Regions from separate parts of the Homo sapiens genome. Here region 2 is linked to region 1. A link is a contact called in ENCODE Hi-C or POLR2A ChIA-PET data. All regions are on one chromosome and are shown on one strand. The core of a region is the stretch at or near the end of the contact, and the rest is flanking DNA. Distances in the headings are between cores, read along the strand shown.

The links. A loop is a pair of places that touch in the nucleus more often than their neighbours do. ChIA-PET counts read pairs that join two places held with the same protein, here RNA polymerase II (POLR2A). Pooled maps may share reads with other maps.
Region 2: a map with no recorded cell type shows a loop between it and region 1 (10-fold over the local background). The contact joins two enhancer-like sites. A Hi-C loop is called at or near these places in 3 of 37 single-sample maps with no recorded cell type and 2 of 50 pooled maps. POLR2A ChIA-PET finds 5 or more read pairs at or near these places in 1 of 52 experiments (activated CD8-positive, alpha-beta memory T cell).

Annotation. Positions count from the first base shown.
Region 1 is chr13:110,522,713-110,529,509 of GRCh38, reverse strand. It overlaps RAB20 (RAB20, member RAS oncogene family), which reads left to right. Exons shown (of 2, transcript NM_017817.3): 2 at 5,313-6,444. The coding sequence ends at 5,845. Among named protein-coding and RNA genes, the nearest start is that of COL4A2-AS1, 18 kb to the right of the region's middle. RefSeq lists a silencer at 1,754-2,048 and enhancers at 3,229-3,298, 3,749-3,798, 4,743-4,882. Within about 2 kb of position 4,854, at least 22 of the 41 ENCODE cell types and tissues checked have a DNase peak (open chromatin) inside an H3K27ac peak, as active enhancers do.
Region 2 is chr13:110,672,379-110,679,484 of GRCh38, reverse strand. It overlaps CARS2 (cysteinyl-tRNA synthetase 2, mitochondrial), which reads left to right. Exons shown (of 15, transcript NM_024537.4): 7 at 2,382-2,511. Among named protein-coding and RNA genes, the nearest start is that of CARS2, 30 kb to the left of the region's middle. RefSeq lists an enhancer at 2,814-3,433. Within about 2 kb of position 2,849, at least 7 of the 41 ENCODE cell types and tissues checked have a DNase peak (open chromatin) inside an H3K27ac peak, as active enhancers do.

The DNA of each region.
Region 1 (6,797 bases), core at 3,605-6,104:
CTCCAGGAAAGTCCAGGTAAACCACCAGAACTCTCAGTGCTTTGGCTTCACGATTGGTACTGACGGACTCCGGTCTGGGGGAGAAGGCAATAGAGATAGAGATGCCTGATCCTGTTTCCAGGGAGAGGGACTTTGAAGTACTCAGTTTAAGCCCATACTTGTAGACAGGAAATCAATATTCTGAGAGATACAGGGGCTGACATGTGTATGGGGTTGGCAGCAGGGGGCTGACGGCCCGGCTCAGAGCACATTCACAAACTTCCAGAAAACGCGTGAGGGTCCTTGGATTCAAATACACTGTGAATCTGTCAAAGCCAAGTGCAAAAGGTCAAGTTGTAGTGACACCATTTTATTTTCATTGTCTTATGTTCACTCTCATGCCTTACATACCAGAGCCCCTACTCAAATTCAATTAGGATTAAATTCAGAACTTCTGTTCCCTGCGGGACTGGCCCTTCTTGGTGTGGACAATGCGCTCATTGAGAGCAGCCTGACTCTTCCATTAGCAATCCTAAAAGCTATACATTATCTCCAAAGCAGTATTTTAGAATTTCAAATATGAAAACTGCTTGCTTGTAAATTCTTTAGCTGGGGCAACTGCATTTAATTGGTTTGCATTCATTAATGGGTAGATAACAGATTATAGGGTTCAAGCAACAATTCTTACTTTTTTCTGGCTAGCATTTGTGATTCTTCAGTTCCTGTTTCCTTTCATTACTAAGATCTTTCCTTTTATATTATTATTTCCTTTTTTAGTTTTTTAAAGGCAAATCAGGCATTTTTATCTGGAATGGAAAACTATTTTAGGCATAGGCATCAACACGGTTCTCCCTTTGGCCCTAGTGAACTATGTAACAGAGACTTGAAAACCATTCTTCCAGGGTAGCTGGAGTGCCCCTGACTCCGCATTCCCATAGTCACACTCTTGTGAAATCTGGTGGGTAGAAGCTGATGACGTTTTTAGCTCATGTAAAAACCTCATGATGCCTGGACTGTTATCTATGGGATTAGTGTCCCTGAAACAAAAGTCTTAGTACTGTGGTAATGACGAAGAAGCATTTTTCTTTCTTTTCTGTTTTTTGTTTTTTTTTTTTTTGAGATGGAGTTTCACTCTTGCCCAGGCTGGAGTGCAGTGGCGCTATCTCAGCTCACCGCAACCTCCGCCTCCCAGGTTCAAGCAGTTCTCCTGCCTCAGCCTCCCAAGTAGCTGGGATTATAGGCACATGCCACCATGCCTGGCTAATTTTGTATTTTTAGTAGAGATGGGTTTTCTCTGCGTTGGTCAGGCTGGTCTCGAACTCCCGAACTCAGGTGATCCGCCCACCCCGGCGTCCCAAAGTGCTGGGATTCCAGGCATGAGTCTCCGGCCTTTTTCTTTCCTTTATTATTACCATTTTAAATTTATTTTAGATATGGGGTCTCACTGTTGCTCAGGCTGGAGTGCAGTGGCATGATCATAGCTTATTGCAGCCTCGAACTCCTTGGCTCAAGCAGTCTTCCCTCCTCAGCCTCCCGAGTAGCTGGGACTACAGGCATGCGTCACCATGCCTGGCTAATTAAAGTGTATGTGTGTGTGTGTGTGTGTGTGTGTGTGTGTGTGTGTGTGTGTATTTGTAGAGATAGGAGCCTTGCTATGCTGCCCAAGCTGGGCTCCAACTCCTGGCCTCAAGCAATCCTCCTGCCCTAGCCTGTTCTTTTTGAAGCTAATGCCTGCTGTATTGGGTTTTAAAGGCTTTTGATCATCATCTTCTGTAGTGGGAGAATGACTGTGGATTCCGGGGACACTGTCTGATTTCTGCCTGCTGGGGTCCAGTCCAGCTTGACTGGAAACGGATTGACTTCTCAGTCTGAAGCTGACCCCTGGTAGGCGTGCGGAAGGGAGGAATGTTGCCCTTCAGGTGCTGAATTCCAGAGCACAAGCTGCTTGCCAACAGGGTGGCTCTGTCGCCCAAACAACAGCATTCCCAGGCTGGCTTTTCCCAGAAGAGGGAGGTGACCCGGGTAGCTCTCGCACTTTGACCCTCAGACTGGCAGCAGGGCACATTCTTCTGACTCCTACCGGAGCTGGTCTGGGCTCAGCTCCCAGCTCGCTTTCCCTCCACATCCCCAAAGGGCACACTGTCGGCTTTGCTGAAGGGGGAGCTGGAGTCCACGCTCGGGGCCTGGGAGACCACAGTGGTCAGTAGACAGGTCTGTCTGGCTCTTCTCACAGGACATGAGTGTGTGTCTCTGTGGGCGCCTCTCTCCAGGGTTGCCCAAGGGGTGACCAGCCTGCCTCAAAATCCAGGCAGCATCGCCCAGCAAGGTTTGAGGACTTGGCGTCATCAGAATGTGTGGCCATTTCAGAAAGATTGGGGATGGGAATGGGATGAAATTTGGTTGTGCTTCTTGGCTATTTGGCTCTAAACAGTGGTTTATTGGCAAAGGACAGTCTGCCTTAGAGAGCCACATGTGTGCAGGTGTCATGCGTTCAGTCCATGCTCCAAAGCCCCACAGACCAAGGGGCCTTAACTTCATTTGTGTCAAGACCCCTCGGCCCCCGAGGGGTACAAGCCCAGGACCCCTTCTCAGAACACTATGCCCAAGTGCGTGCAGTCACATACAAAGGTAACCAGCTGTCCTTAAGTACAGTCGTCTTGAGCCTTTTTAAATTATGATTGATATGTGGTTCATGGTCCACATATTAATGAATGAAGGCATGGCAGGTCTGAAGGGTCGTGGGCATCACGCTGGAGTGTCTGAGGCATCTGGCATGCGGATGGAAGCACCTGCTGGCCCTGTTGGTGATGAGTGCCCCTTACTGCCATTTCTGCAGTTTGCTGCCAATATTTGTGGTGAAAGGAAATGGTAAATTTCAGGTAGAGGGTGGTGAAAACAAAGATGATGTTTTCTCCCTCATTCAAGGTCATGGACCCTGTGAATTTGGTTTATGACCCCAGTGGTTAAGAGCCCTTGCTAGTGGTCGACACTGTCCACACACTCAGGGGAAGTTGCCCTCAGAGTGACATGGGACCATTTATAATTTAGAAGCTGCCAATGATGGGCCACTGTTGCATTTTGGTTTGCCTAAATGTGATCTTTAGAAAATTTTGAATTAGTTTTGAGTGCTTAAAACTTGGGAGATTAAAATCCACATTGTTAGCTTCTTTTTAAAAAATCAGAACCAGGCTTACTTCTCCCAGGCGAGGGATTGGAATGGGGCCTGGACACTCCCTGGGTGCCACCTCTCTCTGCGCCAGTGCCCCAGCAGCCTCATCCTTGTTCAGAGGCACTTGACCTTGGCGTTCTGAGCTCGAGAGTGGAGGCCAGTGCTGTCAGTCGTTCCCAGCTCTCCCTCCTCTTGGCCTAAGGGCATGGCCCGGGAGGCCACACATGCCCCAGGGAGGAGGGGATGAGCTGGCCTGCAGCAGGTGCTATGGGAGCTTCCAGGCCTGTCTGCAGAGGCTCCTTGGGATGGCGTCTGAGCACAGGTCTCAGTCTCATTCCTCTTCGAAAGCGTGCCCCCGGCAGGTGTGGTTGGGAGCAGGTGCTTTGTGGTTGGAAGATCTCACTTGGGGTTTGCTTGTTGGTGATTGAAACAAATGCATCACCAGGAGCGTCTGTGAAGCCCCTTCCTGCCAGCAGGGAGGGCCCATGCCATGCACAGCCTGCTCGGTCCTCGAGAGGCAGGTGGGGGCCAAGGTGCATGCTGCTGCCTCTCCCACAGCTGCTTCCTGAGAGCTCGTCCCCCCAGTGCGGCAGATGTGTCCAACGATGAAAAGCACGCCAAGGCTGGGAGGACATACCAGCAGGCGTGCTCGGCTCGGCCCTCCCTGCTGGGGGCTCTCACCTGCTGCGTGCACTGCACCTGTCCCAGGAACACCTGCCTTGGCCAGATCTGCTCCCCTTGTGGGAGTCTGTCCTCCACATCTGAGTATGCAGAAAGCTTGTGCTACAGACAGGGGTTCAGAATTCTGCCAGAAAGTTCCTAGGTAGCCCTTGAGTGGACTGGCAGGGAGCCGCCTGCTGGTGGGGAGGTGAGCGGGCCCCCTTGGGGATCTGTGCACTGTTGGTGGGATAGAAAGGTGGTCCTGGGGCAGACGTTGGGAACAGAACAGTACGGATGTGCAGGTGTTACCTGTGGGGAGTGTATTCTGACCCGGGTTGATTTGATTAGATGACTGCATTGTAAAAGTACACAGAGCTGGGGACCTTTTAATCTTCCTTTTTAGCCATCAGTTCGGGGGTCTCTGCGTTTAAATGTAGGACGGTGGCGGGTGTTCCAGTGCCCTGGCCCAGCCTCCCTCTAGCGCTGCTATGCCTGACTCCCCCACACTTCAGTTTCCTCATGGAAAGTGTGTGTGCCCACATCGACCTCGTGAGGCTGAAGTGCTGGGGGCACGGGGAGAGCAGATGCCCACACTCCAGGCACTGCAGGGGTGCATGCCAGCTGGCCCTGTTCCCCGCCAGACCCAGTGACAGACAGCACCTTGTCAGTAGCCAATGTGTTGACGTTGAGCTGTGTCCCGAGGGTTTGATCTCAACCTGGAAATGTTTTGGGAGCAGGTTCCCGGCTTGCCTGCAATTGCCCGCACCTCTGTCTGTTTTAAACCTGGAGGGCAGGCGGGGCTGCGGCACCCACAAGAAGTGCGAATGCTGGGGCCTGGCTCCTCAGGGATTCCGATTCCAGCGTGGGAGGGGAGATGTCCACTGTGTCCTAAAAATATCGTGAGCACCGCAGGGTGCTGTGTGATTCTGGGCAGATAAGGGCAGGTGTGGTTTACAACTGCTGTTATGAACTCAGAAGCCCTCCCCGCAGCACTTCCTGGGCAGGGCAGCACAGGGCAGCTGGGAGCACCCAGGGGGTGTAAAGGAGGAGGGTGAAGGGACATGGGCACACTTTGCTTCCGGAGTCTGCATTCCCGAGTCAGCTTCTATCTCAGCAAGGGCCTTGGCAGTCGCTGCTTTTTTCTGGACATCAGTTCTTGATTCCTTCCATCTCCAGCCATGGCTGGGGCCAGGACTCCTTTGGAGTTGGTGCTTGAAGGCAGGGAGGGCTGTGTGAATGCCTGAGGCCCGTTCTTCCTGAACATTCTTGGATTCTGTTTCCCATCTAGTCTGGGCACCCAACAGCTTGTTTTCTCGAGGGGCTGCCTGCTTTGGGGATGGTGCCCATGGGTGGCACATTCTCCATCAACTATGTTTAAGCATTTCATCCTGTGTGTGTTGCCCTAAAAATAAACATCCCTGTGGGACGTTCCCTTGCAGTGTGGCTGGTGGCTATGTTCTGAGATGAGAGATAACCACTCTTTCTGTCCCTCTCTTCCCACCAGGGCGGGAGCAGTTCCACGGCCTGGGCTCCATGTACTGCCGGGGGGCGGCCGCCATCATCCTCACCTATGATGTGAATCACCGGCAGAGCCTGGTGGAGCTGGAGGACCGGTTCCTGGGCCTGACAGACACAGCCAGCAAAGACTGCCTCTTTGCCATCGTGGGGAACAAAGTGGACCTCACTGAGGAGGGGGCCTTGGCGGGCCAGGAGAAGGAAGAGTGCAGTCCCAATATGGACGCTGGGGACCGTGTCTCCCCAAGGGCACCTAAGCAGGTGCAGCTGGAGGATGCGGTGGCCCTTTATAAAAAGATCCTCAAGTACAAGATGCTGGATGAGCAGGATGTGCCGGCCGCTGAGCAAATGTGCTTTGAGACCAGCGCCAAGACCGGCTACAATGTGGACCTCCTGTTTGAGACCCTCTTTGACCTGGTGGTGCCAATGATCTTACAGCAGAGAGCTGAGAGGCCGTCACACACAGTGGATATATCCAGTCATAAGCCACCCAAGAGGACCAGATCTGGGTGTTGTGCCTGACTTTCGAGGGCCTCCTGGACTCAGACTGTGCATGTTGGGAAGGGGTCTGACCAGGCAAGCTGTGATCTGAAAGGAGCAAGGAACAGCAAGGAATTATTTTCCAGAATGACACCCGCAGCAGAATGTTGGAGTGGAAATGATGGCTGGCTATGAAGAGGAGGTCAACGTGTGTGGTCTCCTCAGTCTCTGTCAGAGGGGTGGGGAGGTGGGAAACAGGAATCCTCTGCAAAGCCCAATCTGCAGAGTCGAGACCCCTGGTGCTCTCTGCCCCGCTGCCTGGCACTGGTCCTTTGCAGCCAGCCACCAACGGCCCCCTTGCCCTTGCAGAGGCAGAAGCCTGCGTCTGCACCTGCACCTCTGACCGTTTCAGCACCCTGGGTTGTTACCACGTCCTACAACTCTGACATTTCTTGTTCTCAAGCGTTTCTCTTCACTGTGAGTTGTCTTTGGTCCTCCCACTTGGTACTTGTATCTTGATGCTTTATAATCCTGACTCTCGACGTGTTCATTTATACAAAATCAGGAATAACTTTGTTTTTATACTGATTGCAGCAATGTTGGCTACATGTATTATTAAAGAGGATTTTTGGAACAACTTAGGTATTGAGACTGAACTGACTTCATTTGCACCCCCAGTCCCAGGGACTCTCTGTGGGGTAGGGTGGGGGGCGCTGGGGAGATGGCTGTGAACTTGAGATACGTCTCTCTTTGTGCGGAAGCTCTGTGAAATCCTTACCAATTGCAGAATATTTAGATTGGCCCATCTGTCTAGTTTTCTTGATGACTTGAATTCCAATAATAGTAGCAAAGCTTAAAGCTCTGGTTCTGCTGAAGTCTGGGGCATCTGAGCACCCAGGTCTCTGAGTCAGAAACCCCCTTCGGGTCTGCTGCTGCTGGCCGTGGGGTGGCTGCTTTATTGGAAGATGTCAGACAGAGGTGCCAGGAGACAGCA
Region 2 (7,106 bases), core at 1,600-4,099, 150 kb before region 1:
GATCTCGGCTCACTGTAACCTCCGCCTCCCGAGCTCAAGCGATTCTCCTGCCTCAGCCTCCACAGTAGCTGGGATTACAGGCACCTGCCACCACACCCGGCTGATTTTTGTATTTTTAGTAGAGACGAGGTTTCGTCATATTGGTCAGGCTGGTCTCGAACTCCTGACCTCAGGTGATCCGCCCGCCTCGGCCTCCCAAAGTGCTGGGATTCTAGGTGTGAGCCACCGCGCCCAGCTCCCATTTTACTTTTAATGGGAAATGGTGTTTTGAGAACACAGCATGGGCACCATGGATACTCATTGTTGCCATCTGTCATTGCCGTCTGTCATTGTTTCCTGGCCTCTCCCATAGACTGAGGTAATGAACGCATCTGCTCCGTAGGTCACACTGATACTCAAATTCAGGGCCACGGGGTTTCATTAACCCCTCTGTCTGTTCACATGTGTGGTAAGGACAACGGGCGTGACCGGATGACCAGTGGGCATCCACCTGCTTTAGTCCATCACGGACCAGCCCTGCCCGAGGCTTGACCACGGTTAGAAGGTTCCCATGCACGTGCCTCCTCCCCGCCCCGCGTGTCCATATGTTGGAGTGCCCAGCCTCCGCCTGCGCTGCCTTCTGTAGCCCCGTCCACTCTTCCCCCCTCCCACCGTCTCCAGGTCCGCTTTTTCCCTGTTGTTTTTGAAGCTCATTCCCCAGCAGTTTCTGAAGGAAGAGCCCTTTCTCGGGAACAGTATTCTCTGCATTTGTGCCTGTGGATGACAGTGTGCTGCCTTCTACTTCAAAGTCAGTTTGGCTGGAAATACAGTCCTTGGCCGCATTTTCTGTCCTTAAGTATTTTCCTTCGGCATAAGGTGTTATTGATGCTCTCGTTTGCCATGCACTATGTAGGAATTGTTCTGTTTGCTTGGGTGCCCAGAGGATGTTATTCTTAGTAAAGTGACTAGTAATGAAAACGTAGCCTGTCCAGTCTGACCCAGAAAAAGTATCTGTGTCTGCACTCTTTAAATTCATCAAAGGTGATGGACGCCTGTGTCAGTGCTCCCGGGTGGAAAGGGTGATATTGGGACGTTGTGCACATGGGGTGTGCCTGTCCTGGGCAGATGGGACAGCAGGTTTTGGTGAGCATGCGCCACTGGCAGCCTCACCGCACGGTGATGGGCACCTTGCTCAGAGTCTCGGGTCCATAAGCCGCGTTACCTGACACGATCACGCGCCTTTCACTCTGTGTGATTAGTATCTTTTTGGAAAAAACAACCCTGAAACTCAGTTACTGATAAGCAGAGTATTTCTCGTAAGACAGAATAAGGAAAAATGGGAAAACCCCACCTGGTCCACAGTACATTCCTGAGAAATGAGCCTCTGTGGGTTCCCGGCCGCCCAGCTCTCCCTGTGCGCTGGTGCATCTGAGGTGAAAGCGTTGCCGGTGCTCCTGTCCCTCACGTGGGTGAAACAGGAGTGAACGAGAAGCCAAGGCTCCTTCGAAGAGACACAGCCTGGGGCGTGCTGCCCACTGGCGGCTGGAGGGGCTTCCACCGGGGTGGCCGGCTGGATTTCCCTGGTGGGGGTGACCAGCTGAGTTTCTGTGGTGGGGGGTGACTATCTGGGCTTCTGTGGTGGGGGTGAGGTGGTGGTGACAGCCTGGGCTTCCCTGGTGGGGTGACAGTCTGGGCTTTCATGGTAGGGGTGACTGTCTGCGTGTCCGTGGTGGGGTGATTGTGTTTCCATGGTGGGGGTGACTGTCTGGGTTTCCGTGGCGGGGTGGCTGTCTGGGTTTCCGTGGCGGGGTGGCTGTCTGAGTTTCTGTGGTGTGATTGTCTGGGTCTCCCTGGTGGGGGTGACTGAGTTTCTGTGGTGGGGTGACTGTCTGCGTGTCCGTGGTGGGGTGATTGTGTTTCCATGGTGGGGGTGACTGTCTGGGTTTCCGTGGCGGGGTGGCTGTCTGAGTTTCTGTGGTGTGATTGTCTGGGTCTCCCTGGTGGGGGTGACTGAGTTTCTGTGGTGGGGTGACTGTCTGCGTGTCCGTGGTGGGGTGATTGTGTTTCCATGGTGGGGGTGATTGGGTTTCCGTGGTAAGGGTGACTGTCTGGGTTTCCATGGTGGGGTGATTTTCTGTGTTTCCGTGGTGGGGGTGACTGGGTCCCCGTGGTGGGGGTGACTGTCTGAGTTTCCATGTTGGGGTGATTTTCTGTGTTTCCGTGGTGGGGGTGACTGGGTCTCTGTGGTGGGGGTGACTGTCTGGGTTTCCATGTTGGGGTGATTTTCTGTGTTTCCATGGTGGGGGTGACTGTCTGGGTTTCTGTGGTGGGGGTGAATGTCTGAGCATCCGTGGTGGGGTGACTGAGCTTCTTCCCACTGATGTACCGTTTGTCATCTGCAGCGGACTCTGACAAGCGTCATGCCAGTGACTTCGCCCTGTGGAAGGCGGCCAAACCCCAGGAGGTGTTCTGGGCCTCTCCCTGGGGACCCGGGAGGCCGGGCTGGCACATCGAGTGCTCTGCCATCGCTAGGTAAGGTGCCTGCCGCTTCCTGGGGGTTGGGGCTCAAGTTCCCCTGGTGCCTGCTCAGGGCAGCAGAGGATGTGCATGGGAGCAGGTGCAGCCTGGCACGTGTGCCCATGGGTGATTTTTTGGGAAGAGATTTTTGCCGGAGTGTGACGGGCCATGGAACGGGGTGAACGAAACCCATGACACATCAAGCTTTCCTGACCTCAGCACTTCCTCTGTTTAGTGGAGAGGCTGCTTTTTGGTTCACACTTGCAGCTGCCCTGTTCCCTCACCCTTCTCTGTAGTGGCTGGTGCTTGGGGCCCTGGAGGAGAGTGCTTGCACCTACATCCCTCCTCGCTTCGCACTTCTCTAGCCCCCAAATCCCTCTCCGCCTTCCCGCCAGCTCTTCTAGCTCAGGCAACTCGCATGCCAGGGTGCTCTGTGGCGGAAATCTCCAGCTCCTCCCAGATCTTCCTGGAGTCCCCCAGCCACCCTCATGTGGGTCCTCTGTCACCAAAGCTCCTCTTCCCACTGTCTGCCTGGGACCGCAGCTGCCTGCCGCCCCCACTCAGTCACACGACACTGCTCTCCTGGCCCACTGCGGCATCCCCTACTCTGGAAACACCCTCTCTGTCCTGGTTTCTGCCTCTCAGTAGAGCTTTCTCCGCCTTCTCCCTGGTCCCCTTGGACGCACCTGAGGTGTCCACACCCTGTGGCTCTGCCCACAGCCAGGGGCACCTTGGGTGGGGTGTGTGAAAGACAGCATACCGCCCGTGCCCCGTGCTGCACAGCTGCCCATGGGGCTCGCCACAGTTAGTTTCATGTTCCTGTTTTTTTGTTTTGAGACGGAGGTTCACTCTTCTTGCCCAGGTTGGAGTGCAATGGTGCGATCTCGGCTCACCGCAACCTCCGCCTCCCAGGTTCAAGCGATTCTCCTGCCTCATCCTCCTGAGTAGCTGGGATTACTGGCATGCGCCACCACCCCGGCTAATTTTGTATTTTTAGTAGAGACGGGATTTCTCCCTGCTGGTCAGGCTGGTCTCGATCTCCTGACCTCAGGTAATCCGCCCGCCTTGGCCTCCCAAAGTGCTGGGATTACAGGTGTGAGCCACTGCGCCTGGCCCACGGTTAGTTTGTTACCGTGGTGCTGGTTTGTGTGGCCTGACCCTCTGCAGGCAGCAGGGTACCCAGCCGCGCGTTTAGACTGTTCCTAGCGTTTCAGTGTTACAGATCTCCTTAGTGAATAACCACGCGTATGTTTCCTATTTGTAGAAATGGGTTTTTTTTTTCATTATATTTTAACTTCTAGGGTACATGTGCACAATGTGCAGGTTTGTTACATCTGTATACATGTGCCATGTTGGTGTGCTGCACCCATTAACTCCTCATCTACGTTAGGTATATCTCCTAATGCTATCCCTCCCCACTCCCCCACCCCATGACAGGCCCTGGTGTGTGATGTTCCCCACCCTGTGTCCAAGTGTTCTCATTGTTCAATTCCTACCTATGAGTGAGAACATGCAGTGTTTGGTTTTCTGTCCTTGTGATAGTTTGCTCAGAATGATGGTTTCCAGCTTCATCCATGTGCCTACAAAGGACATGAACTCATCCTTTTTTATGGCTACATAGTATTCCATGGTGTATATATGCCACATTTTCTTAATCCAGTCTATCATTGGTGGACATTTGGGTTGGTTCCAAGTCTTTGCTATTGTGAATAGTGCCACAATAAACATACGTGTGCATGTGTCTTTATAGCAGCATGATTTATAATCCTTTGGGTATATATCCAGTAATGGGATGGCTGGGTCAAATGGTATTTCTAGTTCTAGATCCCTGAGGAATCGCCACACTGTCTTGCACAATGGTTGAACTAGTTTACAGTCCCACCAACAGTGTAAAAGTGTTCCTATTTCTCCACATCCTCTCCAGCACCTGTTGTTTCCTGAGTTTTAATGATTGCCATTCAAACTGGTGTGAGATGGTATTTCATTGTGGTTTTGATTTGCATTTCTCTGATGGCCAGTGATGATGAGCATTTTTTCATGTGTCTGTTGGCTGCATAAATGTCTTCTTTTGAGAAGTGTCTGTTCATATCCTTCGCCCACTTTTTGATGGGGTTGTTTGATTTTTTCTTGTAAATTTGTTTAAGTTCTTTGTAGATTCTGGATATTAGCCCTTTGTCAGATGGGTAGATGGTGAAAATTTTCTCCCATTCTGTAGGTTGCCTGTTCACTCTGATGGTTGTTTCTTTTGCTATGCAGAAGCTCTTTAGTTTAATTAGATCCCATTTGTCAATTCTGGCTTTTGTTGCCATTGCTTTTGGTGTTTTAGTCATGAAGTCCTTGCCCATGCCTATGGCCTGAATGGTATTGCCTGCGTTTTCTTCTAGGGTTTTTATGGTTTTAGGTCTAACATTTCAGTCTTTAATCCATCTTGAATTAATTTTGTGTAAGGATAGGGATCCAGTTTCAGCTTTCTACATATGGCTAGCTAGTTTTCCCAGCATTGTTTATTAAATAGGGAATCCTTTCCCCATTTCTTTTTTTGTCAGGTTTGTCAAGATCAGATGGTTGTAGATGTGTGGTATTATTTCTGAGGGCTCTGTTCTGTTCCATTGGTCTATATCTCTGTTTTGGTACCAGTACCATGCTGTTTTGGTTACTGTAGCCTTGTAGTATAGTTTGAAGTCAGGTAGCATGATGCCTCCAGCTTTGTTCTTTTGGCTTAGGATTGTCTTGGCAGTGCAGGCTCTTTTTTGAACTTTAAACCATATGAACTTTAAAGTAGTTTTTTCCAATTCTGTGAGAAAAGTCATTGGTAGCTTGATAGGGATGGCATTGAATCTATAAGTTACCTTGGGCAGTATGGCCATTTTCACGATATTGATTCTTCCTATCCATGAGCATGGAATGTTCTTCCATTTGTTTGTGTCCTCTTATATTTCATTGAGCAGTGGTTTGTAGTTCTCCTTGAAGAGGTCCTTCACATCCCTTGTAAGTTGGATTCCTAGGTATTTTATTCTCTTTGAAGCAATTGTGAATGGGAGTTCACTCATGATTTGGCTCCCTGTCTGTTATTGGTGTACAGGAATGCTTGTGATTTTTGCACATTGATTTTGTATCCTGAGACTTTGCTGAAGTTGCTTATCAGCTTAAGGAGATTTTGGGCTGAGATGATGGGGTTTTCTAAATATACAATCATGTCATCTGCAAACAGGGACAATTTGACTTCTTCTTTTCCTAATTGAATACCCTTTATTTCTTTCTCCTGCCTGATTGCCCTGGCCAGAACTTCCAACACTATGTTAAATAGGAGTGGTGAGAGAGGGCATCCCTGTCTTGTGCCAGTTTTCAAAGGGAATGCTTCCAGTTTTTGCCCATTCAGTATGATATTGGCTGTGGGTTTGTCATAAATAGCTCTTATTATTTTGAGATACGCCCCATCAATACCTAGTTTATTGAGACTTTTTAGCATGAAGGGCTGTTGAATTTTGTCAAAAGGCCTTTTCTGCATCTATTGAGATAATCATGTGGTTTTTGTCTTTGGTTCTGTTTATGTGATGGATTACGTTTATTGATTTGTGTATGTTGAACCAGCCTTGCATCCCAGGGATGAAGCCCACTTGATCGTGGTGGATAAGCTTTTTGATGTGCTGCTGGATTCGGTTTGCCAGTATTTTATTGAGGATTTTTGCATCGATGTTCATCAGGGCTATTGGTCTAAAATTCTCCTTTTTTGTTGTGTCTCTGCCAGGTTTTGGTATCAGGATGATGCTGGCCTCTTAAAATGAGGGAGGATTCCCTTGTTTTCTGTTGATTGTAATAATTTCAGAAGGAATGGTACCAGCTCCTCCTTGTACCTCTGGTAGAATTTGGCTGTGAATCCTTCTGGTCCTGGACTTTTTCTGGTTGGTAGGCTATTAATTATTGCCTTAATTTCAGAGCCTGTTATTGGTCTATTCAGGGACTCAACTTCTTCCTGGTTTAGTCTTGGGAGGGTGTATGTGTCCAGGAATTTATCCATTTCTTCTAGATTTTCTAGTTTATTTGCATAGAGGTGTTTATAGTATTCTCTGATGGTAGTTTGTATTTCTGTGGGATCGGTGGTGATATCCCCTTTATCATTTTTTGTTGTGTCTATTTGATTCTTCTCCCTTGTCTTCTTTATTAGTCTTGCTAGCGGTCTATCAATTTTGTTGATCTTTTCAAAAAACCAGCTCCTGGATTCATTGATTTTTTGAAGGGTTTTTTGTGTCTCTATCTCCTTCAGTTCTGCTCTGATCTTAGTTATTTCTTGCCTTCTGCTAGCTTTTGAATGTGTTTGCTCTTGCTTCTCTAGTTCTTTTAATTGTGATGTTAGGGTGTTAGTTTTAGATCTTTCCTGCTTTCTCTTGTGGGCATTTAGTGCTATAAATTTCCCTCTACACACTGCTTTAAATGTGTCCCAGAGATTCTGGTATGTTGTGTCTTTGTTCTTATTGGTTTCAAAGAACGTCTTTACTGCTGCCTTCATTTCATTATGTACCCAGTAGTCATTCAGGAGCAGGTTGTTCAGTTTCCATGTAGTTGAGAGGTTTTGAGTGAGTTTCTTAATCCTGAGTTCTAGTTTGATTGCA